2 separate regions of the Homo sapiens genome follow, and region 2 is linked to region 1. A link is a contact called in ENCODE Hi-C or POLR2A ChIA-PET data. All regions are on one chromosome and are shown on one strand. The core of a region is the stretch at or near the end of the contact, and the rest is flanking DNA. Distances in the headings are between cores, read along the strand shown. Region 1 holds the start of VDR (vitamin D receptor). Region 2 holds the start of RPAP3-DT (RPAP3 divergent transcript).

The links. Hi-C counts contacts between places; a loop is a spot of excess contacts on that map. ChIA-PET counts read pairs that join two places held with the same protein, here RNA polymerase II (POLR2A). Pooled maps may share reads with other maps.
Region 2: a map of CD8-positive, alpha-beta T cell shows a loop between it and region 1 (15-fold over the local background). The contact joins the promoter of RPAP3-DT here to the promoter of VDR in region 1. A Hi-C loop is called at or near these places in 6 of 168 maps with a recorded cell type or tissue (B cell, CD8-positive, alpha-beta T cell, ascending aorta and 2 more) and 17 of 50 pooled maps. POLR2A ChIA-PET finds 5 or more read pairs at or near these places in 3 of 52 experiments (CD4-positive, alpha-beta T cell, Caco-2 and activated CD4-positive, alpha-beta T cell).

The regions. Positions count from the first base shown.
Region 1 is chr12:47,900,758-47,907,758 of GRCh38, forward strand. It overlaps VDR (vitamin D receptor), which reads right to left and starts at 4,237. Exons shown (of 10, transcript NM_000376.3): 1 at 4,198-4,237. RefSeq lists an enhancer at 2,647-2,846 and a silencer at 4,230-4,359.
Region 2 is chr12:47,702,644-47,709,644 of GRCh38, forward strand. RPAP3-DT (RPAP3 divergent transcript) reads left to right here and starts at 3,445. Exons shown (of 4, transcript NR_183480.1): 1 at 3,445-3,520. RPAP3 (RNA polymerase II associated protein 3) reads right to left here and starts at 3,387. Exons shown (of 17, transcript NM_024604.3): 1 at 3,309-3,387; 2 at 45-203. The coding sequence starts at 197. RefSeq lists enhancers at 2,601-3,102, 3,103-3,602, 3,323-3,617, 3,549-3,698 and silencers at 2,849-2,938, 2,969-3,258, 3,329-3,408.

The sequences.
Region 1 (7,001 bases), core at 2,987-5,486:
CTCCAGGTTGTCATCAGAAGGCCAGTGAGAGGCAGCAGCTTCTCAGGAACCAACTGCCGAGTCTGCACAGACTCCGCTTTCCCGCCGGTGCAGCTGCCCACACCCTGCTTAGGACCAGGACTCTCCCCTGTGCAGAATGAGGACTTTGTATGGCATCTGGTTCTGGGAACACCACTTAGTCTATTCCCTGGCACAGGACCTGCAGGGCAGGTTTGCAAAAGCATGACACACATTCCAACTCACAGAGTACTGACTGCTTCTGCCTTCCACTCCTGCTATTCACCAACCAGACACCCCCATCCTCTCCCAGCCAGCCTTGGGGTGGGGCGGTCTCACCACCTACCCCCCTTGCCCACAAGTCACTTCAAAGACATGACTTCCCAAGAGATCTTCACTTGCACTTTTCATTTGTTGGCAGTGAGAATGACTTCCTTCCTGGCAGAGTAACTGAGAGTCACTACATGGTCATCGTGGCGGCTCTGCTCCCTCCACGCCTATGCCCGATCACCCACAGGCTGGACCTCTGGGGATCCCACCCTTTGCATCTGGACCATGAGGACCCAGGACCCAGAAGGCAGGACAGTTTCTCTTCCACATGTCGCCACAGCGGGATGCAGGCACTGCCATCAACGCCTGTCACTTGGATTGAGCAAGAACAGCCTCTCCCCACCCTGGACCATTTCCCCAATAGTCAGACCAGACCAAAGAGGCAAACTCTAGTGTCTTTGGGAACTGACTCTGTCTCCTGCAATGCAGCTTCTCCCTGGCTTTGGCCTCCACTTTGCTTTTCATTTCCCCGGAACCTGATTATAGGTGACCTATGTCCTTTATCAGAGTGGGCGAGGTTTGCCTACCCTTGCCTTCCTGGCTGCTTACCTGCTTTACAGCCAGACTTTCTGTGGGATAGTGTGGTCCCCAGAGGTCTGGGAAGCTGGATGAGCAAAATGTGGAGGCTGTAGATATGGAGGAAGAGGGAAGAGGAAACGTGAGGCCCAGTCTTGGCTCCACTATGAACCCCAATTTCCCCAGGGGAAGCTGAAGAGGAGTTGGCAGACCTTCCTGTCCCTGTCTGAGGTTGGGGTGGGGCAGGAAAACCAAAGGTGAGGCCAGTCACAAGTCAAGGGTGAAGGGAAGTCACACGAGTGGTGGGCTGGGTCCCAGGACAGGGTGGCCGGGAGCAGTGCCGCCCCAGGGAAAAGACGAGAATTGGCTGATAACACCAGGGAGCAGGCTAGGGTGTCGGGGGCTGTCCTCAGAATTAAGCTACCCCTGTTTTCCCTTGAGCATTAAGCCTCCCCCAACCTTATCATCCCCTCATCACTGCTGTGACCTCTGCTGAGTTTGGAGTGATGATCACTAGGGTGATTAATATTCCATTTTTCCCTGGAAAGTTTGGGTTTATGTCCATTGTCCTGGTATAACCATGCATGGCATCCCCTTTCACTCTCAGAAGTATCCCAGTTTGCAAGATACATTACACAGGCACTCTTTCTAGCATATCTAGGAGGGCACTGACACAGGAAAAGGTTAGGGACAAATCAGAGGGAAGCAAAATGACAAGCAAGGCCTTGGTGGCCCAGAGTGGCAGCCAGGCTGGCTTCAGCCCAGCTGGATCCTCTCAGAACTGGACAATAGTGGAGGGAGAGCCTGAGAACTGCTGCCCACCCTGGGGCTCAAACTGTCTTGGAGTCAGGGGCCTGGTCTGGTGGGTTCTGCTTCCTGCTATCCCTCAGAGGGCCTGGAGTCATGCTGGGCACACAAGAGGCTCTTAATCAAATCTGGTCAATTCCTTATTTCCCTCTACCTGCATCCAAAACAGAATTGCAGCAGGGACAAATGGAAGCTGGAGCCCTGTAATTCTTTATTCAGCAACACACCAAATGTCATCTAGGTGGTCCTCCCGTCTCTGGCTCTCTGGCCCCTAGGACCTGACTGCTGCACAGGCAACAGCGAGTTTCTAGCAGAGGTTCCAGATGCCTATTCCAGCCAGGACAGCGGTGCCTCCTTAGGATGTGGGGTAAGGAATGAAACAATGGGAACTCCCTTTCGTGTCTTAGATAACCACCTGATGTAGTAGCCACCTGATGTAGCCCACTCGGTCCCAGGCCTTTCTCCATTCACAGCCTGGGCTTTGGACACCTGCTATCTGTTCTGGGGGTAGAGTGTAGGGGTTCAGGAGGTCCTCTCGGAGCTTCCTCTGGGGCTTAGTTACAAAAGAGATCAGTTTTGAGGTCAAATAGGGGAAGAATACTGAGAAACCATAAACACAAACTATCAGGGCACCCCAAACAGCACCCGACCTTCCATAATGTTTATACAAACAAAGTCTGATGGCCTCTGCCGAAGAGGAGTAAAGGGTTGGGAAGGCTTTCTAACTCTCATTTTTTCCCCTCCTTTCTTACCCCATTTTCTAGTCCCTCCTTTAGCTTGGTAAGGGTCCAAGTCACAGCTGATCAAGACCAGCCAAACCCAAAGCCATGGGACCCAGCCAGAGCATAGACTGTGAATTCCCCAGCTTTTTGCAGTTTGAGTCAGCCCCACAGCTGGATTGGCCTCCCAGGACTCTTCTCAAATAGGTCCAGAGAGGCTGCTGAGTGGGGGCCACGGACTCTGCAGGGAGGGCTACTTCTGTTCAACGATCTCTAGCACCCAAAACAAAAGCCAGGGAGAAATGTGCAGTCTTACTACCTTCTGGTCTGGCTGCATGCCAGCCCTGAGACTGTTTCAGAAAGACTCACAGTTCCCTCCAGCACTTGGACAGGGAAGGGACGGCAGGTCTCTCAACACACAACACTCTTAGTCCATAGAATTGAGGCTCCAATGTTCAGATAACCCATTTCTACCTCAGCAAATCACCCTCACTCCCTAGCCTGAGTTAAAGCCTTCTTTGCCAACACCATGACTTCTCTGGCCCCAGACTTTCCTAATTTCTTTTGCTCACCCCCTTCACTAGCAGAGATGGGCTGCTAATGAGACCACTAGGCAGAAATGGAAGGAAGGGCTGGAAAAGCCTGCAGTGCTGGGATGCACCTCCTTATCCCAGGAGAAAGATGAGATGTAGATTTATCATAAAGCCACTATCCCTTCACGGTCACCTCCTGCTAGAATCATCTCATAGCCATTCCATAAGCACTGCTGTGTTGGGTATCTGAGCCCCTGCCCATGAGGAAGACCACCTTCCAGCAGGGAGCTGGAGCAGAGCTGAACTCTGCCCAGGAGAGCTTCTGCAATGCTCAGAAAATGCCTGCCCAACTGCTTGCCTGGGCTCTGGCCCCTTTGGCTGCAACTGAGCCCAGACAGGAGGCTGACTCACTCACCGCACGCATAGAGGAGGAGGAGGAACAAGAGGAGGAGGAGGAGGAGGAGGAGAAGGAGGAGGAACTGTGAGAAGGGTCTGGGCTTGGAGACCTAAGGCTCCCCCAGCCCAGGCTAGGTCTCAGACTCTGGTCCCTGGGTGAAGAGAAGGAGGGGCAGTTGTACACTGGCCCTGGAGACCACAGGCTGTTCCCTCCTAGATACTTCTGAATCTTCCTCACCACCACCCACAGATCCAGGGCACCTCACTTTTCAAACAGAAACTACTCCTTGAGCCCCTTCCTCATTTAAATGCTTGCCCCTGAGTTCCTCTGAACATCTATTGACAGGCTGTCCTGAAAAAAAATAGGGCCAATTAGGTCTAAACTCATTGGTAGTTCAAAGAAAAGTAAAAAAAAAAAAAAAAAAAAAAAAATTACTTAAAAGACCCAACTCCACCATCACAGGTGACCATACCTGGGCCCTGTAAGACAATAAATAAGGTTACACACCCTCCACTCCAGCAGTTCTGAGCACCATCGACAGCCAATCGCTCCTTTTCTTATTCCTCCACTCCATGCCAAGGCGCCCCGACAGAAGAAGGAAACAAATACTTCTTGTTGCCCAAGTGCTAAGCACTGTGTTAGCGGAGCATTTCTCCTAAGCGCCGAGGATGTCGCTGCTCCCCTCGCCAGCCTGGCACGAACTTCAGCTTTCTCAAACCTCAGTGCCCCTTAGTGTCCCAGCCTCATGGCACGACAGCCCGGACCTCAGTAGCCAAGTTTACCGCTGAGACTTAGACTCTAATGCTCGCAGCCGGGCGCTCAGGCCCCGGTATCCCAGACGCCCCGACCCCGAGTCCCTATCCTGAGACCCCCTTTCCCGCTGCTCCCGGGTTCGCACCTGGTCCGGCCGGCGGGTGGACAAGCTGTTCCGCGCTCCCGGCGCACACGGCTCCGCTGCCGCCTTTTGACAAGCAGAGACAGCCCAGCACCTGGCCCCGCCTCTCGGTCAGGCCCCGCCCCGGCCCCGCCCCGCCCCTCCGCCCCGCCCACAGGTCCAGTCCTCTCTTGCCAGGAGCTCCGTTGGCGCTGCAACCATCTTGACTTGGAATCAACCACCCTATAGGCCACGCTGTAGCCTTAGATACTCTAACTCGTGAAATTTTCATCGACCGTCGTCCATAGGGCAAGGCACGCTTCTGCCCTCTGTGGGACAGAGTTGTCGATGATTATAGGTGCGGATACCCGCTTCAGCCTGTGTTAATCGGGGATGCAGCCCCCCACCCTTCCTGCCGTGGTTCTACCCAGCCTGCTGCGGACGCCTGAGCCAGGTGCGTCACCCCCACCTGGGCTGACCAGGCCAGGACTTCGTCGTCCGCGGGACGCTGGGGGGCGCCTGCCGACTGGCACCGGCGGCTAGCTCCGCACGAATGGGAAATCCCGGGCTCCGCTCGCCAACCTGTTACTGCTGCAGAACGCCAGGAAGCTCAGCCTGATCCCACAGATTAGGGTAAAATATCCCGGGGGGCCGAAGTGGAAACCGGAGTTGCGTCATTGCTCCCACCCGATATCACCTTGGCAGCGACCGCGGCTGACCACGTTCCCGGCCTGTCGCGAATCTCACCCAAGGGAGCTGAGTCTCAGCTTCCCTGGTCCCTGGTCCCGAGTTCCGCCTTCCCCCCCCGCCCCGTGGCATCGGCGTGAGGGGAAAAGATAAAGACTACCTCCTGAGACCTGGAATTGTGGATGGCTGCGGAAAACTCACCACAGGAAATTTTGGCTTAAAGTTATTCTCTGCTTCCCTTGACTGTGTGATAGGCACCGCTCTATCTGCTAGAGGACAGGTGAAAAAGATGGGGTTCCCTCTTCTTAGAACTCACTGTGCAGTGGGAGAATGTATAAATAAATAGTAATTACAACATAATCTTCTGGAATAGAAATGCTCACAAAATCATCCAGCAGTCGATGACCTCCTTTAGCCAGGGAAGATATTGCTATTCGCCTCTTACAGAGGAGGAAACCATGGCTCAGAGGGACAAGGTGAAAGGGTGGGAAATTGAGGCATAGAAAGTTTAAGTGATATGCCCAACATGACTCAGCTAATCAATGAAGGACTAGTGCTAGAGCCCAGCAAATCTGCTGGTGCAATGGTCTCTGAACCATTTCTGAGACAGCTATGCTGGACTACATCATAACCAGCCCCTCACAACTCAATAATAGGGTTAAAAGAAATAGACTGAGATTAAATAGAAGGAAGAACCTTCCAACAGTGAAGTTTGTTAAGCACTGCAACAGTTCATTATGGAGGTATCATGGCAACTTTCTGGGAAGACTTAAACAAAAGACAGAAGAGAGGCATAGCGTTTGATTGAACTTGGGAATGGACCATTTATTCTGAGAAACAGATGAAGTGCCCCTTTAGAGGTCCTGCCAGTCTGATGGATGGATTCTCTACCTGTAATGAAAGTAATAGGAAGGATCCCCTTGCCCAAAGCATCGTGGGAAAGCTAGCGGTGATTCTTGTGGGAAGAAAAGCATAAGAGGAAATTTCCAACCACCAATACCTTGGGACATTCTCTGCAAGTCCCATGAGCCTCTGAAAGAGGTTGAACACTCAGAAGTCACTTTTGTGGTGCTTGACTGGCCTGACATCTTGCAAATAAACCTTATCAAAAGATGGTGGAAGATGCGTACTAAGTATTCCGTAGTAACTGAGAGTTAGTCTTTTTTCACAGCCTTTGTTGGAGGAGAGGTACTTGTAATTCACATGTGTAAACTGCTTTATAATTTAAAAATTCTTTGGAATATCTTACTTGATCTTTATCATAGCCTTTTCAGACATGAAGAGTAAAAAATACCGTTCCATTGTACAACTGATGTGCAGAGTTGTCAAGGTTTCTACAGCTGAGGAGTGTCAGAGCTACTGGACCCAGATCTTCTCTCTGCACATCCCACTGTTTCATGCTGCCTCTAAAAAACAAAAAAAAAATTTCCATGCATGCACTTTTCACAGAGTTGAAGAACTCAGAGGTTCTGCGTTTGGCAGATGGGCAAGATTATAGATGTCATCACGGTCCCCAGCACATGCCGTCATCAGCCCCGTCACCTTGTCTGTAACCATGTTCTTCCCATATTCCCCCAATACCTGAACTGTTCTCTCTCATCCACCTCTCCAGACCCTCTCCTCTTTCAGGTCCTGCCTATTCCATCAGGCTTTTCCAACATCTCCAGGAAAGGAACTGTCAATTCTCTGGTCTTTGTAGCGCATGCATTTTCTATATTGCATGGTTTGGCACCTGCTAATGAACCATCTTGTATTTACATTGAACAAAGATAGATTTTTTTTTGCCTGTTTTATTCTTAGAAGGAAGGTTATTTTGTGAAAGTAGAAAAGCAACATCATATGAGATTCACTTCTCCTGTGTTCTGTTGTAATCCCTAATTGTCTCTGGACCCTACTTCTCCCTAGCCAGGTACACAACTGGAAAGGGAGGTTGCTGTCCCACACCGTGTTCTCTTGATGCCTCGATGACAAGCACCATTCCTGCACTACAGAGTTAATAGTTTTAAATTCCCCTATCTTGACTTCTCCATAAACCAGGTACCAGAACCTCTGCAGAAGACATTAATTTTTCTTTTCCCTGAAGTTAACATTTCTCATATTCTCACTTATCCCTGGGATGGGTAGTGGTCTTTATTGGGATG
Region 2 (7,001 bases), core at 2,195-4,694, 200 kb before region 1:
TAAAATTAGTTTTGGTGGATCTTAATTACGAATTCTTAATTTACCTCTTCAGGAACACCATTCTGTCTTCTTAGTTCCATATCCTTTTGTTTAATGTCTTTTTCCCAGTTTTCTAAATCCCGCATAAAGTCTTGTAATTCTTCTGCATTTTGTTTCACTTGTAGTTGTAATTCGATTGCTTTATTTGCTGAAGTCATTATGGTCTGCAGAGTTTTGAACAACCAACCTCTGATAAGAATAGGCCTATTTGGTTTATTTTTCTGAAAGCTAGCTAATTATCTTTTACCACTTCATAAGTGGCCAAGATACATGGACAGAAGACAGCCAACTGATGCTGAATAAAGAAAAATCAATATAATATTTTAAAAATAAATCAGTTGCTGAATAAACAAATGAAAAATAGACAAGTTGAAGCATCCTTGAAAGGCAACATTAAAGAAAGGTAATGGGGAGAAAAATCACTGAAATTATCAGGTAGCCTGTGGTAGCAGACAGGCTGCTCATCTCTGGAGTTGAGCGATTACCTCCTTTATTTCTTTTTCTTCCAACATTTAACTTCTACTATGTGAAAGGCCCTGAATCAAGATTTAGGGATGCAAAAACAAGACAAGGTCCCTTGTGCAGTGGAGAAGAAAAAAATATATAAAGCACTAGTAACAAAATATGTTAAGCAGGGTTTCTCAACCTTGGGACTACTGACATTTTGGGCCAAAAAATTTATTTTAAGAGTGCTGTCCTGTGCATTGTAGGAGGGTTGGCAACATTTCTGTCCTCTACCAACTAGGTGCCAGGATTATCCCTTCCTCTCATGGATTGTGACAACGAAGAATCCCAGACACTGCCAAATGTTCCCTGAGAGGTAAAATAACCCCTGGTTGAGAACCCTGCGTCAGAGGTACATACAGATGCTATGGAACTGACTGCAAAAAATAGGCATGGATCAGATAGTAGGGTGGTGGTGTCACGGAAGGAGTCCCCAGAGGTGTTGGAACTTTAGCTGGATTTCAAAGGGGCCCGCCAAGTGACTAACAGGGAGGAGTGGGCAGGCAGAGTGAGGAATTATGAGGGAGAATGAAGGAAAAGAAAATTAAAGAGGTGGACATGGGACAGACTTGAAATGGCAGGCCATGAGGTCTAACCTATATTCTGAAAGTTATGTGAAAATATCAAGGTAGTAAAATAAAAAGAACTTGATGACTGACTAGACTGAGGTGTTGGAGAACAGAGAAAGACTCAAACAGTGGCCTAGATTTCTGGCTTGGGACCCCGGTAAGATTACTGATGCCATTTTGAGTCAAGAAATACAATGTTAAAAGGAAAAGAGGCATCAAAGTTGGAGGGCAAACGGAAAGTCAGATTATTTGTTTGGGATATGCTGAATTTGAGTGCTAATGGGGCGAAGAGATACCCCATAGGTAGCTATGTAGGAATAGAGATAAATTCCGGTGTCACTAGCAGAAAGGTAGAAGCTAGAATCAAGGATGTGGCCATGTTTAACCATTGTGACAACTGGGGAATGGGGTGAACCTGGAGAACACTAAACGGAGAAAGAGATGCCAAGGAAGAAAAAAGTAGGCAGTAGCACCTAGACAGTTGGGAGAAAAACCTAGAGTGTACTGTTACAGATGACAAAAAATGAGTTGAAGAAAGTGAGAGGTTAGCAGTGCCAAATGCCACAGAGGGAAAGAAAGTGCATTATATTTAGTCATAAAAAGACTATTCAGAGTTTTTGTTTTTTTTCTTGAGACAGAGTCTTGCTCTGTCGCCCAGGCTGGAGTGCAGTGGCGCAAACTCAGCTCACTGCAACCTCCACCTCCTAGGTTCAAGTGATTCTCCTGCCTCAGCCTCCCGAGCAGCTGGGATTACAGGTGCAGGCCACCACGCCCGGCTAATTTTTGTATTTTTTTTTTTTTTAGTAGAGACGGGGTTTCACCACGTTGGCCAGGCTGGTCTCGAACTCCTGACCTCAAGTGATCCGCCCACCTCGGCCTCCCAAAGTGCTGGGATTATAGGCATGAGCCACCGCGCCTGACCTCTATTTAGAGTTTCAATAAGATTTTTTTTAAAGGGTGGAAGGCCAACCGCAGGTGGCTCATGCCTGTAATCCCGGCACTTTGGGAGGCAGAGGTTGGGGGGCAGGGGGAATAGCTTGGGCTCAGGAGTTCCTAGATCAGCCTGGGCAACACTTCGAGATCCCCATCTCTACTAAAAACACAAAAATTAGCCAGGCGTGGTGGAGGGTGCCTATAGTTCCAGCTACTCAGGAGGCTGAGGTGGGAGGATCGGGAGATCGAGGCCACAGTGGGCGGTGACGGGCCCACTACACTCCAGCCTGGGACCAAAAAAAAAGGAGGGGGGGGAATGAAATGAGTTACGTAAATGAGATTATATGGAGATTACAGTACATTTGCCTTTGATAATATAAGACTTGTTCTTGAGCATAGTCTGGGGAAAAAGCAACAAAGTAAAAGATACAGGAAAAAGGATGAGTGATGGGGCAAAATCTCCAAAAAGGTAGGAGAAGAGTCAAAGCTTTAGGCGGAGGGAAGAGAAGTAAGGTGGGAGGGAGAGAGACGGAATTAGAAAAACATTTGTTTAGGACAGTGAAAAATACCTCACTAAGAAGGGACAGTTGCAGATGCAGATAGGTCTTCTGACTCGTAGCCTCAACAACTAAATTAGGTTTAAGCTTCTTTCAGGCAGTGTCCATGTTTGACCATATATGCACAACTCATTCAAAAACAAAACTAGTACAACGCTTTGTTGGGAACTCAAATAAATGAATAAAAGCGCAACAAGTCAGTGAGATGCTGACGGGGGTTAGATGCTTTTCCATTTCACCCATCACCGCTGCTGCTCGAGCAGGCCCAAAAACTCTCCCAGGGACCCTGCGATGGGGCGGGGGTGCGAGCCAGCAATCAAAAACTTCCAGCGCTGGGGGTATCACTTTCACACCCGCTGTCCCGGCGAACACCGCACACCCACGCCGCAAGGGGGCGGGCCCCACCTCGGTCTTTGCGGGAGGGCGGCTCTGCCTTCCCGAGCACTGCAAAATCGCAGCAGGGTGGAGGGTCCGCCTGCAAAGCAGAGCGCGCAGGCCCGGGTTGCGGGGGCGAGCCCCTCCGGGAACGCGCGACCCGAGACGCCGCTGCCCTGGACACCGACGCGCCGCCTCAACGCGCGCCTCCACCGCCAGCCCCGGCCCGCCCCGCCTCACCGGTACCCATAACCGCTACCCCTCCTCCCACCGGCCACCCCAAGGATCTCCTACGCTGCTCCGGGCAGCGAGAACCGCAACGCCCGCTCACCTGACCAGGCCGTAACCCGCCGCACTGCCACCCCGTCAGCCCCGCAGCGACTCACGCCGAGCCCGGCAGTGACTCACGCAAAGCCCCGCCTCCTGCGCTTCCCCACAAGCCCCCGCGGCCTCGCCCCGCCCCCTTTAGCCTGGGCTTGAGCGCGCGCAGAAGTCAGCTTCGTGACTTCCTTCTCAGGATGGAACCAGCTTGGTGGCTTGAGGGTATGTAAAAGCAATATCTGAGCCTTCTGCCTGCTTCCAATATGACTAAGCTTAAAAGGAGATAACCCAAAAACTGCAGGATCATCCTGATTTTCTGATCTCCAAAACAATAAAACCTTGAATATTTCCCTGGACTCCCTTAAACAGTTTAATCCCTAATATTTACCTTGCTAATCTCTGACCTTTGTGACATTAATTTGTCTGACCTTTGTGAGTATAATAACCATGTGAGAAAGTTACTGTTTTTCCACCATGAACAGACTACTGTCAACCGGTAATCCTGGTAATTTTAGGGGATTTTTTTTTCCCTTTAAGTACTGGTTGGCAAACTAGTCCTTCCGTCTAACTCCTCGCATCTTTTGCAAGTAAACCCCTTTTCTAAGTGAATCTATCTCTGAGTCTTTCTTTGACATGTGCCAGTGTTACAATCTGTCTTTAGATATGCTCTGGCTTACAGAGAAAAAAGAACGAAACTTTTAACACTTTTTGCTTCTGCTTCCCGTGTGAGGGAGTCTTCGTTGCAATGACAACTCTTAAACGAAAGCAAAACAAAAATAATTGCAGAAGTCCACAGAAGCAAACACAAACAAATGAAACTTTCCATTTAAAACAGGACTGTAACCTCAAATATCCTCAAAATCCAGATCGGTGGTTCTCAGTCTTGACTGAGCTTTGGAATCACTTAGGGAGTATATACATATACACGTGTGTGTGTGTGTGTGTTTGTGTCTGTGTGTGTGTGTGTGTGTGTGTGTGTGTGTGTGTGTGTGTGTATACTGATTTCTGTGTCCTATCCCAGAGATTCTGATGTAACTAGTCTTGAGTGAAGCCAATCAGAATTTTTTAAAGCATAGGATACGGCTGTGCATTTGAAGCTGGAAGCCACTAACCCAGGCGCTGATCAATGAAGAACTAGGCTGGAGTGCTGTCTTACAAGGTCATATCATTAGCACATCCTTCCCATTGCTTAATTATTGGTATCTTTATATTTTAAAATCATAGTAGTCAAATCATTAAGTGTACGTCAAAATATTTACTAATGAAATGATTCTTTGGTTGTATTAGGGAGATAGAGAACTGACTTTTAATAATTTTTTTATTAAGTATTTAAAAGCAAATATTGATTTACTGGTGTTTTTAACAAAAGCAACCACATTTGTTTTATTAATTCTGACAGAGTTGATTGAGAAGAGAGATAAGGGGGCTAGCTGGCTGCTCTAGTAAAACCTCATAGACCCTTAGGTGACCCTGCTTTTCTCTCTCTTTTTCTCTCTCAAACCATACAATAATCAGAAGTAGCTTAGTGAATATAGAGTCAAAGTGAGAAAAGTTAATCAAATGGTTTTGATGGTCATCATCACCTAATTCTGAGGCTCCTGCTGTCCCACAAAACCTGTGCCTGCAATGGCAGCCTTCTCTCCTGTGAGCTCAGACCTAGGCCACCTTAAGTTCTTTCCTAGATTCCTTGCAGACCTCCCCACTTCTATTGGCAGTTATCTTTAAATGGATTTCAACAAAATGTGTAAATAATGCCTTTCTTTTAAGTCTCTTTTATTCATTTACTCCAGTCATCTCAATTGAACTTATCATTAATACCTGAAGAGTTATTTTCAAAGAGACAAACCTCTTTATGTGTTTTATGTGTTGCAGTTGTAATGGTCAGTGGAAATAAACAGGAGTGTTTATTATTGCAACAATAAAATGCTGCAATTAATGATTGTAAATGCTATTAATTTTAATATCCAAAACAATTATTGGGCTCTTTCAAATAGTTAAAGAGTCTGACAGTTAATGTAAATCTTAAGAAAGGAAGTATTAGCTAAGTAACTTTAGGAAGAAAATGAACCTTGGGACTTCCTGTTATGGAGATACTATGTTAAGTTTGGTTGCATGTGACAGAAAGCCCAAAATAAGAGTGGCTTAAACATGAAAGATTATTTTTCTTTCATGTAAAACTGAATATAAGCAATCCAGGATTAGTGTGACAGTTTCGGTGTGAGACCCAGGCTCCTTCCTGGCTGCTCTGTGATCTTCAGCATATGGCTTTCATTCATGGTTCAAGCTGGCTGCTCAAGCTCCCACGATCTTGTCTGAAATCCAGTCGGCAGAAAAGGGCAAGAGTGGGAATAACGGTACCCCCTGCCCATTAAGAATACTTCCTTTTGCATGCCATTGGTGAGGACATAGACACACGCCTACTTCTGGTTGCAAGGGAGGTCAAGAGTCTGTACTCTTGACAGTCATTTGTGTACCTAAAAACTGAGACTTCAGTGAATAAGGAAGAAGAGGAGAGCAGATACTGAGGGGTAACCAGCAGCCTCTGTCAGGGGTCTTAATAAATATTCTTTAAAAAATAATGAATGAATAAGTGAGTAGATACTACTAGAAATCCAGGCTCACTACAACATGAGGAAAAGGGTTGAATTTTGCAATCCTGATTCTGCTACTGACTAAGAATGTGGCTTAATCTGATCCTCAGTTGTCTAGGTAAAATTAAAGTGGTGAAGATAAAAATACCCACCAGAGTGAGAAAATGAATATAAAAGGACTACTTAGCACAGCTTGGGACATGGTAACAGCTTAACAAATGTTAGTTCTTACCTTTCTCTCCTGCAAAGCTAAGGCCCAGACCCTGGAATACAGTACTCTCTCCTGCATTTCTGTCTTTCTGTCTCCTACTGGACTACCTGGAAGACCTCTGAAGAGGCCTATGAAGAGCACAAGTACTGGGCACCAGTAGGTGAAGGTTAAGGCTGATAGCAGGGATAGTAAATTGCCTCTCCCAGTATAAAATTAAATCTGTATAATAAGTGAGACAATAATTACTATAAGAAAGACTAGCATGTTATTTCACATTCCTTATCTCACAACAATGGTAATATTATCCCCATTTGACTGGTGAGGAAACAATCTGAATAATTAAGAAATTTGCTCATATGGCCAGTAAGCAACAGAGCCTGGCTAGGTACCTGGGCAACATGACTTCAGAGCCTGTACCTGTTACCCCTGTGCTCTACTGACTCACTGTCTTGCCTATTGACTGTGAACATCTCTGGGAAAGGGCAGGACAAGGCCCTGTTTCATCTATCTGCAGGCTATAAACTTGCCCGAGGTATCTCTTCATACCTGACCGTTTTCTAGCATTGTGGCTTGAGTAATCTGTTTACAGATAAGAAGTCTTTTTCTGTATCTCTTTAGCATCTCCTCTTCCCCCAGTGTGGTCAACCTCTGCAACCACAGAAGCTACATCCAGAAATGTCCTTATACTCCTGTGTATTTGATAAAGGGGACTGGTTATTGGGGATGGGGACCACCAATCTCCATTTACCACCCCCCCACCGGCCGCCTCACTATCTGTATGCAATGATCCTTCCACTCTTCATATTACAGAATTCTCTTCCCCTCTTGGCTAGAGAGACTTAGTGAGTCAACAGAGACTTCACCCAGATACCACATTCTTCAAGCCATTCTGAAAAGACTC